2 separate regions of the Mus musculus genome follow, and region 2 is linked to region 1. A link is a loop called in an ENCODE intact Hi-C map of the cell type or tissue named here. Cell type or tissue: left cerebral cortex. All regions are shown on one strand. Links, peaks and the distances in the headings refer to the core of each region. The heading gives the core; the rest is flanking DNA. Region 1 holds the start of Purb (purine rich element binding protein B). Region 2 holds the start of Ppia (peptidylprolyl isomerase A).

Region 1 (10,592 bases), core at 2,901-6,900:
TATTATAACCAGCCTCTTTTGCCCACAACCCTGCATTTTCAGGTAAGACAGGATAATTGTTTTGTTTTGAGAAAACCGAAGCTTGAATCTTTTAAAAGACCTGCAATTTACTGCAAAGTGATCCAGGGGTAACAAAGGAAGCAGGAGGCTAATGGCTGCCTGCACCAAAAGCCTCTCAATCATTTTGCAGTAAATAATTATGGAAAGTGACATGACAAGAAGCCATGTGTGCTCATGGCTACAGTCATTTGTACCACCTACATGCCTCCAACAGATACATAGGGTGTCTGGGTTTTTGGTTTGCTTTTGTTTGGTTTTTGGTGCCGTGCAGATTTATGTTTTGTTTTGTGCAGCATATGCACTGAAGGACTTGCTGACAAGAACTGCCATTATAGACATGCTGAAATGATGTGTAGGGACAATAGAAACCACAAAGTAGTAGGGTCTCTGCATAGATTTTTTTTTCCTCTTTGATTTTCTTAAAAATACATTTCTACATACAGTAGAAACAAGTATTTCAACAATAATTTGGAGTTTTAGCTCCAACTTCTCAGGAATGTGACTATTTTTCATTAGCTGGGCTATCTGCCAAATTTAAAAGAAAAAAAAAATACCACTCTGAATCGTTCATAGTAGCACTTCAAAAACAGAACAGAAAAGTTGGTTGCTTCCCATAATTTGTACAATGCCATTTTCTGACAGAAATCAACAAAGACCAACAATGCCTTCAAAAAGCTAGTATTTATGACTGACTCTCCATGTTTGCAGATTTCTATTGTCCCTAGTCCCTGGATGAGGGTCAGTGAAATGCTACAATTAACCCCCATCCTTCTGCTATCTTCCTACAGTGGGAAGAGAGGCCATGAACCATCCCCTGCAGGAGAAATAAACCTCAGAGATTGGTTAAGACATAAAAACCCACCACTATGACATTTACCACTTAATCTTACAAAGGCAGGTCAAAATTTTAATATAAATTACTTTTGCCAACACATAGCTTATGCATTCTTTGCTCCTTTTTTTGGAGGATTCTCAAATTGAAATCTAAAGATTTACATATGATATATTACTGTTATATGGTCTAATGACTAAGAAAATTTCTCTGGTAACCAAAGCTGATGCCATATATGGTAGTGTTCTTGGCATATACTCTATATGCCTCAGACCACTTCCACATTCTTTCTATTCAGCTAATTATAGCTTAGTAGCCACTGGTGAAGGATTGTGAAGACCCTGTCATTTCTACAGAATAGAAAGGCAAGGCTAGTTACTGCAATTCAGCCAAATAAAAAGAAAAGAGAAAAACAAAAAACAAAAACCAACCCCTTGAAAAGGAGAGGTACTGCACCTTTGCAAAATTGAACTGGCTCACTGCAGCTGAGCAACAGAACCACTGAAGCAAGAAAACAAGTTGGTCTACACAGGAATAGTACATGATTTCAAAATGAAAACGTTACAGCAATCAATGAAGAGCTGCAACCTTAATTTTCATTGCTGCCTCAGAGTTTGAAACTGTAAACAGTTTCTGCAAACCTAATGCTAGCTTCTCAGCTCCTTTACTAAAAGTAGGAATTTGTTCTCCGCAGCAAAGAAACAAACACTCAAAACACATAGGTAAATACAGCAGGACATTATTGAAAACAGCTGCCTTGTAGTACAAAATACAGTACAAGTATACGGATGTCATTAGAACATCAAAAATACTATTGCTCCCATACAATTTAGGAAACATTCTTTGCAACGGAGAAAAATTTAAAAGAAAAGCATTAAAAAAATCTGTTTAAAAATTCTACTGTGGATGATGAGAGTAGAGAAATAGTCTGTAAGGGCACCAATGTTTGTGGCTCTTCCATTTTTAAGTCTAAGATCAACAATATTCTGAATCAGTCTATTTTTTTTTTCAAAGCCTAATTTTATATACACAAATATTTCCCTCCCTCTCAGCCACAGACACAAAAAATGACCTTTTTGTATATTACTTATTTCCGAATAAATACAAAAAGATTGTATAGATTGAATAATACCAAAATAAGATAATAAAAAGGATATGCAATAAATTAAAAAGGCAGCTCAAATAAAGGGCAGGCATGCAGTTAAAAAAAATACTAAGATAGTGGAGGTGGGGTTACTTGCCTCCTGGTTCTTGAGAAGGTGTCACACAGATACCTGAAAAACTTTGGAAAGAACATTAGCTCCCATTCAATTCAAAGTTGCCTAGGTCTATGACATTTCTAGGAATACCTTTTGATGGGGTGGGATTAACTTGATTAGAAAAATCATTTATACTGAAAATCCATTTAAAATATAGAAGAGGCGATCCTTGAAAACCCCAACTTTTATTCTTGAAAGACAGCTGGATAAACCGGCAAGTGCCAGTTTGTTGAAATTTCAAGATGGTATAAAAATGCTTCCAGGATAGAGTCAGCATTCGCGTTCACTTCAGTCCATTCACAAATGGATTCAGCTTCTACCGGGTGCAACGCTTGAATCATTCATCCATCATTTGCCAACTTTGATTGTGAGGTACTGAATAAGATGGATCAAGTTCTTAAAAATTTATTTTAAAAGAATAAATGATGCTGGAATTCTGGACCTGAGGATCGTCAGTATTTCAATAAATCCACAGATTAAACTGAAGGTAAATTAAGACTTCAGTTCTGTTATTTCCAACTTCTCTGTGAGGATGTCTATTTCATTAAAGCTCAGGCTTGTAGCCACACTGTTCCTTTTTTGCAGATAGTCAAGTTTTAAGGTTTAAAATGCAGCCAGCCAGTGGCTGTAACAGCCGAATTAGCCATAATTCTCTGGTTCATACGGTGGAGCCACTGGGATTCAGCTCCCACTCATGCTAAGCCATTTCTTGGTAAAGACCTCCATACTTAAGAGATCAAGGGAAGAACTTTAATGAGCAGCAACCAATCCACTCAAACAGTCCACTTTGTGCTTTATGCCTGACTTCTTGTGCCCACCTCAGCAATCCCCATTGTAAAAATGCTTTTGTTTTTGAAAAAAAAAATTGCCAACTTTTAAACTATTTTAGTAATGGATTCTAGTTCAAGCTTTGATCTCTGAATTCATTTGCATCCCGGAAAACAATTCTGCAAAGAAAAGACAGGGGCCTTGGTCCAGGTTCCATGCAAAACCATTTTTTTTAAATGGATCTAATTTTCGAATTCTCCAATGGCTTCTTGAATTCTTCTCTTGCCCTGTCCATGATTGTGTAAAGTTGCATTCCTTTTCATAAACCTGTACCCTCAGAACTGGGTAACTGCAAAAGGCCTCTTTCTTCTCAAAGATTCCACTAAGACCTAGATCCAAAATGCTGATTTCGATGGAGGTGAAGGGATAGATGCTGATAGTAGTGAGGCCTGGAGGGATCCTAAGACCAGATTACCCAGGAAGAACACAAATTCAGCTATTCCCAATGCATGAGTCTGGGTAACCCAGGTGTGGTTTTGGTCCCAGACGCTCGAAGATCTATCTATCCCTTCCAGTGTTTTCCTGATGAATTTCCGAACCTCGGTTTTAAACAACAGAAGCTGAGACTCTTGCGCAGGTGAGGAGATGCTGCTCCTCTTTGCAGGTTGCTGGCAGTTCCTTGGAACTTAACTGCTTTTCTCTAATTGTCTGTGACTGTTTTCTTATGGTTATTTCTCTTAACTATATTATTTTATTTTTTTTTTTGTTTTCTTCGTCTGCGGCCTCCCCTGATCCCTCTCCACTAGCTCACTGGGGACGAGAAGGAAAGGGCGCTCTCTAGCCAAGGGGATGGTGGTGGGGTTGGGGGAGGCCGGTACGGGAAGCTGCCTGCTTCAATCCTCATCCACTTCCTCACCCTCCGACTCGTCGCCGCCACCGCTGCCCCCGCCGCGTCGCTCGTAAAGCTTATCCCTCTGTCGCTCCTGGATCTCTTTCATTTCATCTGCATACCGACAGAAGGCGCCTCCAAACTTGCCCCAGGCCTTGAAGGGCACGGTGATGGCATTGCGGTAGGACGGCTTCACCTCGCTCACTCGCAGGAACACCCCGTACTTGTTGCAGCCGACGTCGAAGAAGAAGCGCTTCGAGTCCACGGTGATGGAGGTGCCCTCCGGGAGCTCTCCGTACAGGCCGCCCCCGGGGCCGCCGGCGCCGCCTCCCGGGCCGCCGGCCAGCTCGTCCTCGTCGCCCCCGTAGTCGTCGATGAGCTTGGCGAGCGCGTCGCGGAACTCGATGAGGCCCTGCGCGGGCAGCGCGATGGTCTGGCCGCTCTGCAGGCCGCCGGGCCCGGGCCCCCCGCCGAAGCCGCCGCCGCCGCGGTTCACCGTCTGGCGGATGCGCAGGAAGCGGCCGCGCTGGTTCTCCTTGAGGTCCAGGTAGTACTTGCGGTTCTCGCGCACCAGGAACTCGCTCTTGAGCGCGCGGCGCGGCCCGCCGCCCTCCTCGGCGCCCGCCGCCAGCTGCTCGGGGCTGCTGGGACCCAGCTGCGCGTAGTGCTCGATGAAGTCGCCCAGCGAGTCGCGGAACTCGGCGGCCACCGCCATCGACAGCGTGAGGCGGCTCTTGGAGCCGCCCGCGCCCACCTCGGCGATCTTGAGGAAGCGGCCCTTGGCGTTCTGCTTCACGTCCAGGTAGAAGCGCTTGTTCTGGATGTCCAGCCGCTTCGAGGCCAGCTCCTGCGTCTCCTGCTCGCCGCCCGGCCCGCCACCGCCGCCGCCGCCGCCGCGGGGCGCGGGCTGGAAGCCGCCGGGCCCGCCGCCGCCGCCGCCGCCACCGCCGCGCTCGCTGCCGCTGTCGCCGTCCGCCATCTTCTCGGCCGCCGCCTCGCCGCCGCCGCCCGCTGCGCTCGCGCCCCCGCCCTCCGCCCTGCGGCTCGCGCTCCGGGGCCCCCCAGCCTCGCCCGCCGGCTCCTCACGCGCGCCCGCCGCTCATCGCCGGTCGCCGCCGCCCCCCATCGCCTCCGCGCCCCGCCCCCGCGGCTTCCGTGCGGCACGGCCCGCTTCCGGCGCGCGCCTCCCGTGACGTCACTCCGCCCCGCCCGCCGCCGCCTCCCGGCCGGAAGACCCACACACACCACGCCGGCGGGGCGCAGAGGTGACGTCGCTGGCCGCGCCGGCAAGGCGTTCTGCGGCTACCCCGGGCGAGCCTATGTTTCTGTCCGCTGGTTTTGGGGTCCTCTTTCTTGATGCTTTACTGACGCTCCCGGTTTCAGAGGGTTTAGTGTGTGACTAGATGACTCTGTTGCTTTGGGGCTGTGGGAAGGCAGAACGTTTTGCCGAGAAGCACATGAATTATTCAACAGTGGAGCCAATCACCTCCTGGCGCCTGGGAAAGCAGAGAGACAGGAAAGGGCCAGGGGCTAGGGATCTTTCCAGAGCATACCCCAGTAACCTGTTTTCTCCAGTGAGATCCTACTTCTCACTAATGCTACTAGATTATTAATCCTCAGGGACGAGTACACTGATTAAGTCGGACTCCTAACGATTGGATCTAGCAATCCTTCAGTAAATAAGCCCGTGTTTCTAAAACAAAGAAACCAGAATACCATCTTATTTTATAAACTCCCTGAATGGAGTTCACACAAATAACTTTTGGGTTTTTTTTTTTTTTACAATTGGGTGTTTTTAATGATAGGATCTCACTAAGCTATATTGGCTTAAACTTGAGTTCTTGCATCAGTTTAATATTCGTTAACCAGGTTCCTCTAAAGTGTTGTTTTTTTTTTTTTAAAGATTTATTTATTATTATATGTAAGTACACTGAAGCTGTCTTCAGACACACCAGAAGAGGGAGTCAGATCTTGTTACGGATGGTTGTGAGCCACCATGTGGTTGCTGGGATTTGAACTCTGGACCTTCAGTCGGGTGCTCTTACCCACTGAGCCATCTCTCCAGCCCTAAAGTGTTTTAAATTTGTTTCTGTGTGGCTATACATGTACGTGTATGTGGAGGCCGGAAATAGAGTGTTTGTGTTACTCTCCACCGTATTTTTTGTGAGTGGGTCTCTGGCTGAACTTAGAGCTCACTGAATTGATCTAAACTGGCTGTCAGTGAGCCCTAGGGATCCCCCACCCCCACCCCCTGCTGCACCCTGCTCTTTTATGCAGCTGCTAGGTTTTCAAGCTTGTGTCTTAATGCTTGTGTGATGAGCAGTTAACCGCCCCTCTAGCCTGTATTCTGCCTGATGGGCCAGCTTTGTTATTTTGTTTCCGCTGAAATTTCATTTGCATCTAAGCCTAGAGTCTTCTCTTGTAATTTTTTAGTAAGGACATATTTTTGAGTGGTTTTATGGTTTGATTTTTAAGTATAGGACTATGTTTATCTGAAATATATCATGATGTCTGGGATGAAGTAAAGAATCTAAGGAATTTCCTTCAAATGACTAACCCATTGTCCCAGTACTATGTATTGGGTAATCCTTGGAGGATAGATGTTAACAGGTGGAGATAGGGTAGGTTATTTTGGGCAGAGGAACATATGTCTCCAGATGGTGAGTTGTGCAGTTTGGCTGGGGCCTAGGGTCTGTGAACAGTGGAACTGGGCGCAGCTGTTCTCTGGTGGCTAGGAGAGATCCTTGATTCAGTGGACAGGGGCCACCATAAACTGTATAAACAGGAGTCATTTTCTAGTTTTGTACTTTTTTTTAAAAGATTTATTTATTTATTATATGTAAGTACTCTGTAGCTGTCTTCAGACACACCAGAAGAGGGCATCAGGTCTCATTACAGGTGGTTGTGAGCCACCATGTGTTTACTGGGGATTTGAACTCAGGACTTTGGAAGGGCAGTCAATGCTCTTATCCACTGAGCCATCTCACCAGCTCCCTAGTTTTGTACTTCAAGAAAGTGACCCAGGGCAAAGGAGAGTGTGGGTGGTCTACAGTGAGACCCAGCACAAACTCTTGATTATAAGCAGTGACTATGTTGTAAAACAGGCCCACATTTTCAGACTCTTAGTGGCTGGGCAGTGCTGGTTGGGGAGTGGGGAGACTGTGGTCTTTGGGTCAGAATATTACAACTATATGGAGACAAGAGGGAAAAAAAAAAGTAGGTGGTAATTGGAGCTGAGGGCTCTGGTGATCAGAGAATGAGAATAATGCTAGCAGATAAGCCTGGTCAGGGGCTTGGGCTCTTTAATAACCCAGCACCAAACTTAGACTTCACAAAACCTCAGATGTTGCAGGTGTTAGATACTCCCCCACCCTCATCCCTGAGAACATGGAACCAATGAAAAGTGGGACTTTACTGTGTTTTTTTGAATATCAGTTATTTTCTTCAGTTTCTTTCTTCTTGGTGGACTTAAAGTCTTGCCTTTCAGCAAATTGAGGGTATGTGAAATAGATCTGTTGACCGTTTGAGATGCTGGCTGGATACTCCTGGGCAAATGTAACAATGGTCAGTCTAGTATTGGGCTGGGTGATAAAGATGAGGCTTAGAAACTGCCAGCAGACAGGAAAGCTGGACACCACTTTCCTTGGGGGTGGGAGCAATCACATAAAGCAAGGGACAGGTGAACAACATGGGACGAGAGCAAAGGTGATGCCTGGATGACTGGAGGTCCTGTGACGTTAATACTGAGTTACACATGAACTTCCCCCATCAGACTGCACCACAGGACACACTGCTCAAATCCTCCTATTCTAAATACGGTTTCCTTAGCCCTATTGCACACTGTAACGGGGTTGGGGGGGACATGGAAGGCAGATGTCAAAGCACTCAGCAGTAAACGTGGGCAGGAAGTGTGGGTGGAGGAGCCACATGGACAGGGCAGGAAAGGAAGGGAATGGTCAAAGGGCACAGGCCTTGGGCTCTAGAGCAGTGGTTTCCAATCTCCCGAACGCTGTGACCCTTGAATACAGTTTCTTATATTCGGAGACACACAACCATAAAATTATTTTTTGTTATTTCATAACTAATTTTGGTATGAGCTGTAATATCTGATGTGCAGGATATCTGATACACAACCCCTGTAAGAGGGTTGCTTTGACACCCTCACACACACACAAGGGACCAAGTCCCACAGGTTGAGAACAAATGCTCTAGAGAGACCTGAGTAGCATGAAGGTTGAAGAAGGGAGGAACATGGAGACTCACCCATAATCTCATGTGAAGCCTGGAGCAATCACAGGACATGGACATTTGGGAAAGGGATGGGGTAGAAAATGAGAAGTATCTGCTGCCTTCTTGAAAACTAGGAGAGAAGAAACAGCACTGGGGCTTCAGGTGGACCAGGTAGACCTTGAAGCAGCCTGCCCCGAGGCCACATGCTAACTTGGCTGGCACTGAGGGGTGGTGAGAGGAATCTGGATAGAAGCCTGCAGAGCAGCCCTTGACATCCAGGGAGGAGGCCGAGGAGACAGAAGTAGGTGTTTTGGATACATACACTCTGAAGTGGAGGCTGGACTCTGGGAAGCAGAGTGGGAGGCTGAGGTGGTGGGCCAAAAGAAAGAGCCATGGATGGGTAGTTTTGAAAGAGCCACACTTTGGCAGGAGCTGGGCCAGGAAAGAGAGGAAGAGACCATATATTATAGGGAGTGCACAGTCTTGGCCTCCTCCTCACCCCATTTTTCCTTTTAAACTTGAAATTTAAATAAATAATACTTGCAATGGCCTGAATATGGTAAAGTGTCTGTATAGTCTTGGTCCCTGGCCATCGCATAACACTAGGTGTGGTGGTCTAACCCTTTAACCTAAGTACTTAGGTCAGACGCAGGAGCAGCCTGGGGGCTCTTTGGCTGGCCAATTTAGCAGAACAAGTGAACTCTCATGTGACAAGAGACTCTCAGAAATAAAATAGAAAGTAATGATGGAAAACGTTCCAATACCCACCTCTGGCCTCCATGTCTGCAGGCATGGATAACACACCCACGTCCACTCATGCACACACATATAGCACACATTGTAGCACACTAGCTGTAAGAGTAGTAGCCTTCACACAAATCCACCGGAAGGAATAGTAAGTAACATGTCTGGTCTTTCTCTCATCGCTATCTTGCTCTCCATCTTTCTATGCCTGTTCCTTTCCATTTCTCCATGTCTGTATTTTTCCTTGCCTCTGTCTTTCTTTGTGTTTAGATTTCCTTCTGAGCTGTTTGGAGGTAAGCTAGTATTCCCATTCACTGCAACATTTCTGTGTCTGTTTACCAGAATAAGGACAATTTTAGCTAACTGGAGCACCGTGATCAAACCCAAGAAATTAGCTCAGCCACGCCTGCCGTTAGCCCATCTGCAGACCCAAGAAGACTGTGCCAAGTGTCCAGACTGCACCCTCTGCAGCATGCAGAACCCTACCGGATTCAGGTCACGGAGTCTGCTCTCCTTACTCTGTGGCTGGCCGGCTCTGGGCTCTGTTATTCACATCAGCAGCACTTTGAAGTCTGAAAGCTGGTTATCCTGTAGATAGATCACTCTACTCTGGGTTTAAAGGCGCTTTTGGCCACACTCTGGAACCATTTGCTGCCCTGACCCTTCCAACTTCCCACAGTGCATTCAAGGTTGCCCATGTGCCAGCCAGCCTGTGCCCTAAAGCTAGAAGGAGGGGGAAGAGATGGTTACAGGTCAGTGTCGTCAGGGCAGGGGCTGGCAGGAGGATGTGGGGCCCCACAAAATGGTTTGTGACTGTATCTAAAGTGGAATCATGTTTAACTCCAAGGCCCTGTGCTCTGAGCTGCTTGTAAGCTGCAATTCCCTGGTCTTTTTTTGCCCTTTCCCATTTTCGATAAAAGCAGATCAGGGGAAAGCAGTGAAGGCTTCCAAAGTAACCTGTGCATGTACTGCCAGGAGGGCAGGGCAGCCCACGTCCCAGGCCAGGCCTCCCGTGCTGCAGACACTGCTAGCTTCACAATTGTGGGCCAAATGTACTGTTCAGGGCTCCATGGCGATCTTGGATTCCTGTGACTGAAGGCAAGTTTGTGAACCGTATTCACAGTCCATAGTTACTGCCTCACCCTCTGTGCAGTAGTTGTGCCACTATTTATACTTGTTTTCTGTGAGGTGGAAAATGAATTCCTCGCATGAGCACTGGGTTTTAGGAAGCATAGTTTCTCAGCCTCTGGGCTTAGCAGTCAGCTGTGGCACCTCTTGTCATGAGGCTTCTGTCACACTTGAAAGGCTGGGATACCACATGAAGCACAGCTGCCTCCAGTGCCCAGGATGCACGTGCTGTGACCCAGAGCCTTTCCACAACCCGACTTCCCAGCGCCTAGCACCGAGTGACTTTCTTCACTCTGTAGATCACTCCTACTCCTCACCCACAGATGAAGATGCTCATGTGCCTCTCACAAAGCTACCGGAGAACGCTATGGCTCGGTAGCCATATGGCTCCTTATGGGTAGGTCTGGCTTATCCGCAGTCAAGACCACTGTCTGTTGTTGATGTTATTCATGGAACTTACTCAGCTTCCTCCATAAATCTGACTCCTAGAAAGAAAATTGTTATTTTTTTAGCTAATGTTGAGTTTTGAGAACATATAAATGAAACCCAGATACACTTTTATCCTTCTTGGATACATATTTGTTGAAGAAAAAAAAAAGCTGAAACTTCAAATGGGATGAAAGATCTTGGCATGCGACAGTCAGAGAGACTGTTAGATGGGAAGAGACAGGTGTGGGAGGTG
Region 2 (10,592 bases), core at 2,311-6,310, 60 kb before region 1:
GAGCCAGCCTACTCGATGCTTTGTGAATGCATTATGTCCCAAGCACTACTCCAGAAGAGAGGGCATCTCTTTCCTAGTATTTAAGCAGATGTTCCAGGGAAGACCCCGATTTGTTGTTGTTGTGTTTTGTTTTTTGAGACAGGGTTTCTCTGTGTAGCCCTGGCTATCCTGGAACTCACTCTGTAGACCAGGCTGGCCTCGAACTCAGAAATCCACCTGCTTCTGCCTCCCAAATGCTGGGATTAAAGGCGTGCGCCACCACGCCCGGTTTAAGACCCCGATTTCTTGAAGAAAATATCATTATGTTACATGGCAGAGCTACCCAGTCCTGAGGTTGGGAGTGAGACCGGCTCCACCTGGAATGTATTTGTGGCAGGAACTCCCCGGGAGCAAGCTCTGATGCTATGTTGGTTAGCTGTTGTCCATTAGAAACCGGCTAAGATCTCTTGGGAAGAGGTGGTAGCACTTACCTGTAATCCCAGGATGCTCAGAAGGATGATGACCATCATCTGAAGGCCAGTCTTGGCTACATAGTGAAATCTAATCCAGCCACTATACAGCAAGACCTGCCCTCTTCCAGTCCAAAAAGTAGAGACTAGAGACTAACAAGGAGCTCTGTCTGGAGAACTGTGTACTGTTTCATCTGGCAGGCTGTTCATGTGTGGGGTCAAGTCCATCCAGTCTGCATGGACAGACATCTGGACTAGGCCATGAAATCCAGCTTTCCCTTATTTAAGGTTGACATCTCTCTGGCTTGCCCTTCTCCCCTCTTCATGGTAATGGCTGATTTGGAGCAGTCAGTGTAGCCCCTGGGGGAATCCCAGGGCAGTTCTCCCAGGTACCCTTGCTCTCATAACACATAAGCCCTAGTGCCTATGCTCTTGGGAAAGGCTCAAATCCCCTGTCGGAGGCTTACATGAGCCTGTGCCAGTTCCCAGTAGTACTCACTCCTCTGCCTGGCGGGTGTGCCCGGCTGGGTGTGCCTGGCGGGTGTGCCTGGCTGGGTGTGCCTGGCTGGGTGTGCCTGGCTGGGTGTGCCTGGCGGGTGTGCCCGGCTGGGTGTGCCTGGCGGGTTTGCCTGGCTGGGTGTGCCTGGCGGGTGTGCCCGGCTGGGTGTGCCTGGCTGGGTGTGCCTGGCTGGGTGTGCCTGGCTGGGTGTGCCTGGCGGGTGTGCCTGGCGGGTGTGCCTGGCTGGGTGTGCCTGGCGGGTGTGCCCGGCTGGGTGTGCCCGGCTGGGTGTGCCTGGCTGGGTGTGCCTGGCGGGTGTGCCCGGCTGGGTGTGCCCGGCTGAGTGTGCCTGGCTGGGTGTGCCTGGCGGGTGTGCCCGGCTGGGTGTGGCTCAGGTTCTTCCCTTTCCAGGCTAAGCAAGTACTGAACAACCGAGCTGTACACTCCGACTTCCATATGCTTTCAAGAGACAATGAGTATTGCTCAAGACATGGAGAAATTAGACTCCTTCTGAATTGTTGGGAGCCTGTTTTGGTGGTGTCTCCTGTGATCCAGGGTCTTGCTACTAGTGCCTTGTTTGGGGGCCTGGGGATGTTGCTCAGTCAGAAGACTGTCTAGCTTGCCTGGAGTCCTGGGTTCTAGTCTTAGCATTGGATAAACTGGGTATGCTGGCTCATATCTGCAATCCTAGTCCACAGATTTATTCGTTTGTGTGCGTTCACATTTATTTACTTATGTATTTACATTAAAAAAGGATTTATTTATTTATTATATGTAAGTACATTGTAGCTGTCTTCAGACACCCCAGAAGAGAGCATCAGATCTCATTATGGACGGTTGTGAGCCACCATGTGGTTGCCGGGATTTGAACTCGGGACCTTCGGAAGAGCCAGTCAGTGCTCTTAATTGCTGAGCCATCTCTCCAGCCCCATGTATTTACATTTATTTACTTGTGTGTATGTGTGTGAGTGTGGGCACATGTACAACTTAAAGACTTTTTTGCAAGTTGGATTTTTTTTTAACATTTAGTGTGTGTGTGTGTGTGTGTGTGTGTGCGTGCGTGTGTGCATGTGGAGGTCAAAGGACTACTTGTGGGAGTCTGTCCTCTCTTTCTACCATGTGAGTGCCAGAGGCCGTATTCGAGTCATCTTGTCCCCTCTGAGGTCTCTCTGGTATTCATCTTGCTTTGAGGCAAGGTCTCTCTTGTGACTTCTGTCGGTCTCCTCTGATTCCCAACCTTTAGAGTGCTGGCATCACAGATGTGAGCCACTTCATCTGGCCTTTTCCCCAGTTCCTGGGCCCTGTATTGCAAGCACTTTTACCTGCTAAGCCATCTTGCTGGCTCAACGGAGGGACAGCAGAACATATCAGCAAATTATATGTCAGGTAAGAAATTAAACCCAGAATATGCAAAGAACTCCTAAAATGCAAACTATAACCAAAACAATCAGTTAGTTAAAAATAAAGGCAAGTGCTCTTAACCATGGGGCCTTCTCCCCATCCCTGTCTCTACCTTATCCACTATACTGACTCAGTCTTGCCTAGACTGTCTAACCAGTCAGTCTCCATTGCCTCCAGGCCTGGACTTACAGACTCCTCCCAATGGCCTGGCTTTTACATAGGTGCTGGGGATCCAAACGCAGGTAGGTCCTTGAGCTTGTCCTGCAAGCACTTAACAGTTTTGAGAAAAGCAGGTTTACATGATGCTATATGCACAAAGCACACTGGTACAGAATTTTCCAGTTTGGCAAATCAAAACTCTTTGTAGTTCAACCTAATGTGCTTTTGGTCTGATTCATCCAAATAAGGCATGGCCAGACCCACATTCCTGAGGTTCTGTGTCTAAAGGCCTTACAGCTCGGGAGCCAACTCCAGCAGACGCTATGGTGAAGGGTCTTCCACAGCACCGACTTTCCCATACTCAGGCTTTGTTTATGAGGCAGGGCCTCACACTTACAGCTCAGGCTGTATGGAACTCACTATCCTCCTGTCTCCATCTACCTAGAGGTGGGATTTACAGGCGTGTGAAGCCTTTGAGAGCACGCCTTAGGCCACATGAGGAAATGAGAAGACCTTGGGGTATTGGGGGTCGGGGAGAAAAAAATTACAGGTAGACTCTGACCAGGATCGTGTTTAAATAGCTTCCTCCTGGAGAAAACACAAGATATATTTGGAAAGTAGGACATTTAAAAAGTATTTCATAATCTTTAAAATGAGGGGGCTGCTTGTGCCCGTTCCCCAGAGTTTAAGAAAACGGAGGCGCTCACAGGGACCTATCAGGAAGCGGTTGCCATTGCACAATGACGGTGTGGGTCCTGGATCTAGGCCCAGGGATGCCTGCCTGTTCGAGTTTCCGCAGAGAGGGCAGCGCCTCAGGACCCCGCCCGACCTTGAAGGGCCGCTCGACCTTGAGGACCATGTTTGCCTCAGTTACTTGCTCTGTGCAATGGGAAGATACGCGGTACCACTGGGGAAGACCAGGGGCCCCGACGCGTTCCTAAGGACAGCCAGATTGCGTGGCCACCCTCCCTAACTGCCCTCGGACTCTTCCCCCACCGACCGCGCCGCAACCATCTAGTAGGAGCCCGCGGGCGGGAACCTGCCTCTGCGCGCTACAGCGCACGCGCGCCTCGCGCCCCGCCCCACCCGCGCCCGCGCCCGCCCATAGGCCTGTCGCGCCGTCACTCCGTTTGGAAAGCAGTTGTGATTGATCCAGGTCCGGGCGCGCGACTCGGTGGTGGGCGGGGCCCGAACCGGGTATAAAGGAAGCCGCGGCGAGGCTCGTGCCGCTTTGCAGACGCCACTGTCGCTTTTCGCCGCTTGCTGCAGCCATGGTCAACCCCACCGTGTTCTTCGACATCACGGCCGATGACGAGCCCTTGGGCCGCGTCTCCTTCGAGGTCGGGTGGGCAGTGGTGCTCCAGGGTGGGGTCCCGGGAGCTGTGGAGGGGGAGGCTCTCTCGGGCGCGGCCCGACCCTCCGGTGGAGCGAGCGCGGGTGGCGGCGCCATTTCCTGACGAGGGGCCATTTTGGGAGGCTGGCGAGGCGCGGGGAGGCTGGGCGGGCTGCGGACAAAGCCGGGCGGGGCGCGGCCGTTGGGGGAGGGGGCCGTCCCCGCCCGTCCCGGCCTCCCCGCAGGCGCACGTGGCTGCGTCCTGTGGGGCCCCGCGAGGCCGGGCGCACGTGCTCCGCGCCTCTCCCTTCTCCCAGCCGTTGGGCCCCGCCCTGCTCCGCTGCGGCGCTGCAGCCCCGCGGGCCTCTTCCCAGCCTGCTTTCCGGAGCCCCACAGCCTTTTACTCGGATCTGAGCAGGGACCCTGCCTAAGGTCTCAGGGGCGAAGGCTCGGAGAGCCCGGACGTGCTCGTTAGCCCGGTTAAACCTAGTGGTTTCCTAAACCTAGTGGTTCCTACGAAGAATATAAAATAATCGTTTTATAGCAGACTTGAGTGTGAATTGAACCTTTGGCCATTTGGTCCGAAGTAGCCACATTTGGTTAGGGAGGCTCAAAATACCCCTCCGCGTCCCCCACCCCCGAGCGGAAACGAGAAAGGCTTGGCTTTTGCTGGTGCCCAAGGACCGCCTCCTGTCGCAGTGATGGCGCAGCGGGGGAGGCGCTCTGAACCCCTCCCTATTACCCTCAGTGAGACAGGCATGTTATGACTGGCCACGCTGCAGTTTGCATTGACCAAAGTGGATTGCCAGTAGTTACCTACTTAATTAGTTCTGGAGGTTAAGTGGCTGCTTAAAGATCAGTTAGTAATTAGAGTACCCTAAACAATTGGCGTTTTTCTTTTACAAAATTAAATATTCAGCCGGGCGTGGTGGCGCACGCCTTTAATCCCAGCACCCGGGAGGCAGAGGCAGGCGGATTTCTGAGTTCGAGGCCACGCTGGTCTACAGTGTGAGTTCCAGGACAGCCAGGGCTATACAGAGAAACCCTGTCTCGAAAAAAACAAAAAACCCCAAAATTAAATATTATTGTTAGCCTCAGTACTAGCCCTTAGGCCATAGTGGAATATGTTACTTAGTGTCTGTACTGTTAAACTCCAGAAGCTATCATTGGTGAGTTTTTAACTCAAAAGCTAGATCTCCCGATTGCCCGCCTGCCACAGTGCTGGGTACACATAGTAGGTAGGCACATAAAAAGAGCACTAGGTTCTAATTAGCCCTCACCCAGCATGTATCTAGTCAAGAGCTGATAATTGACAAGGACTCTTGTGGAAACTTGGCCTAAGCTTAGCCTGGGTAGGATAGTATCAGGTTAACCAGAGCTTAATGGGAATGAGATGAGCCCATAGGTGAAAATAGAGGTGGAGCTGCCAAGAAAGGCTTTGAAGTCATAATTTGATGAAAAAAAATGTGGACTTGGAAAGCTGTTAAGCTGTGAGAAAAAAAAAACAGTCCAAAGGAGTCACATATTTAACTACTTAAACCATAAATGTATTCCTCCAAGAGAAGTGTAGATGCTGCAACTGATGAGTTGTGGTTTTCAACTAGCTATGAAAGGGCATGTAGATATTGAAGTGTTGGAATCCTCTACAGTCCTCTACAATTAGGTTAGGAGCCACTCACCTGATGCTTAAAGCTATGCTGACAGGTTGAAGGTGGTAGCATTTTCATTGCCAGAAACTAACAGTTTATTTGCCTAATCATGCATTGTGTGACAGTGCTTTGAGAATTTGATTTTAGGTTTCAACATGAAGTTAGGAGTGATGGTATGCTTTTGAGAAGCCTCAAGTCTATTCAGAAGTAGGTGTGATGTATTAAAAGCTCTTGAGTCATGCTTAAGGAGTCTGTCACTATTTTAAGTAATGACTAGTTCCAGATTTCCTTCATATTTTTTGGTTCTCAACCCTGTAGAATCTTAAAGCTGATAGGTGTGATTTCTTACTAGGAATTGAACGTTATTACCAAAGTGGTGTTCTGAGAATGAATTTGACTCACAAGTCCCTAAAGCTAAAGACATTAAGCATGAGACTGTTCACCTATATATTAACTAGCTGTTCATTTCTTTGTTACAGCTGTTTGCAGACAAAGTTCCAAAGACAGCAGGTTGGTTTCATTTTCTAGTTTTAACAAGTTTTGTGGGTAAAACTATAAAAAAGAATAAGTATATGTGTATACATGTTTTTTGTTTTTTTAACAGAAAACTTTCGAGCTCTGAGCACTGGAGAGAAAGGATTTGGCTATAAGGGTTCCTCCTTTCACAGAATTATTCCAGGATTCATGTGCCAGGTATTTATTAAATTGAAATTTTTGTTTGTTTATTTATTTATTTTTAAAATATTTATTGATTGATTGATTATATGTAAGTACACTGTAGCTTTCTTCAGAAGAGAGCATCAGATTTTGTTACGGATGGTTGTGAGCTACCATGTGGTTTCTGGGATTTGAACTCAGGACCTTTGGAAGAGCAGTCAGCGCTCTTAACCGCTGAGCCATCTCACCAGCCCTGAAATTTTTTATTTTTTAGCTCCTTTTATTGAGCCAGCATGTTTTAGTTGTACTTGAGCTAGTATTACACCATTTCTTTCCAGTTGCCTGTTTTTTCTTGTGTGTGTACATAGCAATACATGTGAGTTCTTCTGAGGCGGATGACTGTCCCCAGCACAGGCTCTGTTCTTTGCAGTATTATGTCATGCAGGTTGGCCTTAAACTCCTTATCCACTTGCCTCTTCCTGTGTGCTGGGATTTCAAATGTGTTAACGTACCAACCTTCTAAAAAACCGCTATCTTGGGTTGGGTGTGAGTCTTATGAAGTGCCTGCTACATAGGGATCCCAAAACTGAGGACCTGAGTCCTAGAGCTCCTATAAAAAGCTGGGTGCGGCAGCACATGCTATCATGTCAACCAGCCTAGCTAAAGCTTTGAGCCCCAGGCTAAAGAAAAGGTGGGTGAAAAAGTTGGAGAGCAGTGCAGATATACTGTGCCATATGTATATACACAGCAAGAAAATTTGAAATGGCATAAAAACTGACTTTGCAGACTTTTCAGTTACATTGTCAAAGTGACATTACTATCTGATTTTTACAGGGTGGTGACTTTACACGCCATAATGGCACTGGCGGCAGGTCCATCTACGGAGAGAAATTTGAGGATGAGAACTTCATCCTAAAGCATACAGGTCCTGGCATCTTGTCCATGGCAAATGCTGGACCAAACACAAACGGTTCCCAGTTTTTTATCTGCACTGCCAAGACTGAATGGTAAGAAACAGTGAATGGGATCTGTTGACAAGAGTGCAAAGCCCCCTGCTGGGGTTCTTGCTTCAGTGTTCCTTTCATTCCCTCTCAAGATAGTGGAAATTGAGCCAGTAAGAGTGCTGTGTCGGTAGCCATTTTTATCTTTAGTGTTTGATCTACCCCTGGTTGCTGATGGTGGTTATCATTCTTCTACAGGCTGGATGGCAAGCATGTGGTCTTTGGGAAGGTGAAAGAAGGCATGAACATTGTGGAAGCCATGGAGCGTTTTGGGTCCAGGAATGGCAAGACCAGCAAGAAGATCACCATTTCCGACTGTGGACAGCTCTAATTTCTTTTGACTTGCGGGCATTTTACCCATCAAACCATTCCTTCTGTAGCTCAGGAGAGCGTCCCTACCCCATCTGCTCGCAATGTCCTGTAATCTCTGCTCTCACTGAAGTTCTTTGGGTTCCATATTTTCCTCATTCCCCTTCAAGTCTAGCTGGATTGCAAAGTTAAGTTTATGATTATGAATAAAAACTAAATAAGAACTGTTTGTCCTTGTTTGTATTGGAGTGGTATAGGTCTCTAAGCAACTAACTGGCTAGGTTACTTGGCTGACTTTAGCAGCAGTATTCTGTAAGGTTTTCCTCTTCACTAACCTAGGTCTTAACTGCCACTGATTATCTTTGAGGGGGAAGGGATAAGGAGCTTTCCTGAGACCCGGAGTAGTATGTAGGGATTCCTGTAATTTTAAGTGTTTGTGGGGACTGCCACATGGGCCACAGGATAAACCTATCTATCTACACATAGGTTTCAAGGATTCAGGTTGTCCTCCAGTCTACTCAAACTTCAGATCCTCCTGCCACTTCTGGGAGAATCAAATCTGAAACTCAATGATAGCTTACCTGGTAAAGATACATTTATCCTGTGGTCCCAAATGGACATCTGGCCAATGAAGTTAAGCTTTAGTTTGGGCTGCAGATGAATTTGTGCTGAACAGCACATAGTGCTTTTCCAGAACCACATGGCTGCTTACTAGTAATTTAAGATCCAGGGCATCCAATGCCCTCTTTTGGTGCACAAGCATGGATACATGAAGGTGAAGCACTCAAGTTAATCTTGGCTGTATGTTTTGGGATGTGTTGTCAATGGGAGCTGGTAGCTTCACAGTATGAAGCTAAAGATGGCTGGAAGCCACTTGATGGGCATTGAGACCTGAGCTCAGCCTTTGCAAGTGCTGACTGAGCCGACTAGCTCCTAAGATGCTTTTTAGTTTGTATTCTGTGGGGGATGGGGATATGAGTGGAGATACTAGGATGACTCAGAATTTGTTTACCAGGATTTGACCTCAAGGTTGGTGACCCACTGAGTCATCTTGCCAGCTCCAATATTTCAGGTACATTCCATTGTTCTTAAAATGTCTTAAAGTTACATCTAACTAGGGTTAGAATGTTAAAACATCCCTTCAACAACTCCATAATCACTAGCATGTCAATTTTTGTCAGATTTTTACAAACTTCCATAGACCCAGGAGAGGAATTCTCAATAGAGGAATTGCCTCTTGATCAGATTGGCCTGTGGCAAGTCTGCAGCATTTCCATAATTGATGTAGGAGGTTCAGCCCAGTGCTGCTGGTGTCAACCCTCCTGGGGAAGGTATACAGCCCAGGCCAGGTGAGCAAGGCATGGGAGCAAACAGGAAGCCAGCGGGGTTCATGATTTCTACTTGAAGCTCCTGCATGGAATTTCTTCCCCCAGTCATGGTGTTCACAGCAATAGAAAGCAGAAGTGTTATTCCCTTGTCTTTCCTGTGTATGAGAGCACAGGCACCTGTGAATGAATGCCTGTGAGGCCAGAAGAGGCCAAAGTTGGGTCCCTTTAGAGCTGGAGTTGGTTGTGAGCCACCTGATATGCTTGTTTGGGAACCCAACTTGGGTCCTCTGCAAGAGCAATACACAACCACTGTTCTCAGCACCCCCGCCCCTTTTTTTAAAAGTCACATACATGCAGGCCAAAAAAAAGTAAGCTGGGTGGTGGTGGTCAGGTGGTGCATACCTTTAATCTCAGCACTGAGGAGAAAGCAAAATCTCTTGAGTTCAAGGCCAGCCAGGCTTATTAAGCAGATAAATCCTGTTAACAAAACATTTAACAATGACTCCTATATACCTATAACGGCCAGGGATACTTAGTCTCGTACTTGATACAATCTAAAAACTAATCAGAAACAAAATAACTTCCTGAGCCTCAAACCAGACAAGGTGGTAAAGGCCTTTTTTTTGTTGTTGTTGTTGTTGTTGTTGTTTTTTTTTTTAAAGATTTATTTATTATATATGGAAGTACACTGTATCTGTCTTCAGACACTCCAGAAGAGGTCAGATCTCATTATGGATGGTTGTGAGCCACCATGTTGCTGGGAATTGAACTCAGGACCTCTGGAAGAGCAGTCAGTGCTCTTAACCACTGAGCCATCTCTCCAGCCCATGTAGTCTTTTTTTGTTTGTTTCTTTATTTTTCGAGACAGGGTTTCTCTGTGCAGTCGGGCTGTCCTAGAACTCACTGCCCTCGAACTCAGAAATTCACCTGCCTCTGCCTCCCAAGTGCCGGGATAACAGGCGTGTGCCACCACTACCTGGCCTATGTGTAGTCTTTCATAGTTGTTTTTACAGTGAGTTTATTCTTATGCCATAGCTTTTGTTTCTTCTGAGAATTTTTTTTTCCCTGTAAGACCTCCTCTTCTGGCTTGAACCATTTTCTGGTTCCTTCTTAGTTAAGAAGGCCTCACTGTGGCAGGGAGTTCATGTACAGGTTCATTATACCAGGGGCTCTTGCAAGTCAAAGACGTACTTATGTGTATATAGGATAATCAATGAGTGGAGAAGCTACATCTAGGCACTTCAGTTCAGCACTGCTTTCTGCGCTTCTAAGCATGTGCAGCAAAACACAAAAAGACAAAAAAAAAAAAAAATCAAACCAGCATTTGTTTTGGACCACAGACCTGTGTCTAGCCTGGGCACACCTACCAACTCCAGCATTCTAACACCTGAATGATACACACTGCTTCTTTGAAGGGCCATCATTCAGCTACTTGATGCTTTTCAGATATGCATATCTGCCATGTGAGGCCTATGAACCTAACTTGGCTCTGTAAAAGCAGGGAGAACTCTTTATCTGAGCCATGTTCCTATCTCCTGGAACGCTTCTATGCACCTTTCTCCTCCCCACACTTTTTCTGAGGGTGACAGCCAGAGAACCAGTCTTTGTAGAGAAAAACCCTTCTGTACAGCATATGGTAGAATCTCAATACATGGAATTAAGAGAAAGACTTAGGAAGGAAACCATTCCCACCAATGGAAGAAATCAACTTGTTCACAGAGGATCCACCAAACGAAGAAAATTCATATATAATCAGCTACCGACAGACACACCAGGCTCCCTATCCTGAGGCCACTGTCATGGGTTG

What was found. A loop is a pair of places that touch in the nucleus more often than their neighbours do. Peaks named below come from ENCODE experiments on the same cell type or tissue, not always from the same donor. Only the 100,000 strongest peaks of a DNase experiment are listed, where the experiment ranks them.
Region 2: a loop joins it to region 1, with 7 times the contacts of the local background. A loop is called at or near these places in 1 of 42 quality-filtered maps.

Annotation. Positions count from the first base shown.
Region 1 is chr11:6,471,100-6,481,691 of GRCm38, forward strand. It overlaps Purb (purine rich element binding protein B), which reads right to left and starts at 4,977. Exons shown (of 1, transcript NM_011221.3): 1 at 1-4,977. The coding sequence starts at 4,787. The coding sequence ends at 3,813. In left cerebral cortex, for the core only: CTCF peaks have their summits at 3,921, 5,066 and 5,757 (motif pointing right); DNase peaks (open chromatin) are centred at 4,149, 4,395 and 5,042; H3K4me3 peaks cover 2,607 bases; H3K27ac peaks cover 1,588 bases.
Region 2 is chr11:6,412,132-6,422,723 of GRCm38, forward strand. Ppia (peptidylprolyl isomerase A) reads left to right here and starts at 3,736. Exons shown (of 5, transcript NM_008907.2): 1 at 3,736-3,848; 2 at 5,970-6,000; 3 at 6,095-6,183; 4 at 6,982-7,154; 5 at 7,347-7,686. The coding sequence starts at 3,780. The coding sequence ends at 7,479. In left cerebral cortex, for the core only: a CTCF peak has its summit at 4,356; DNase peaks (open chromatin) are centred at 2,607, 3,630, 4,096, 4,529 and 1 more place; H3K4me3 peaks cover 2,967 bases; H3K27ac peaks cover 2,560 bases.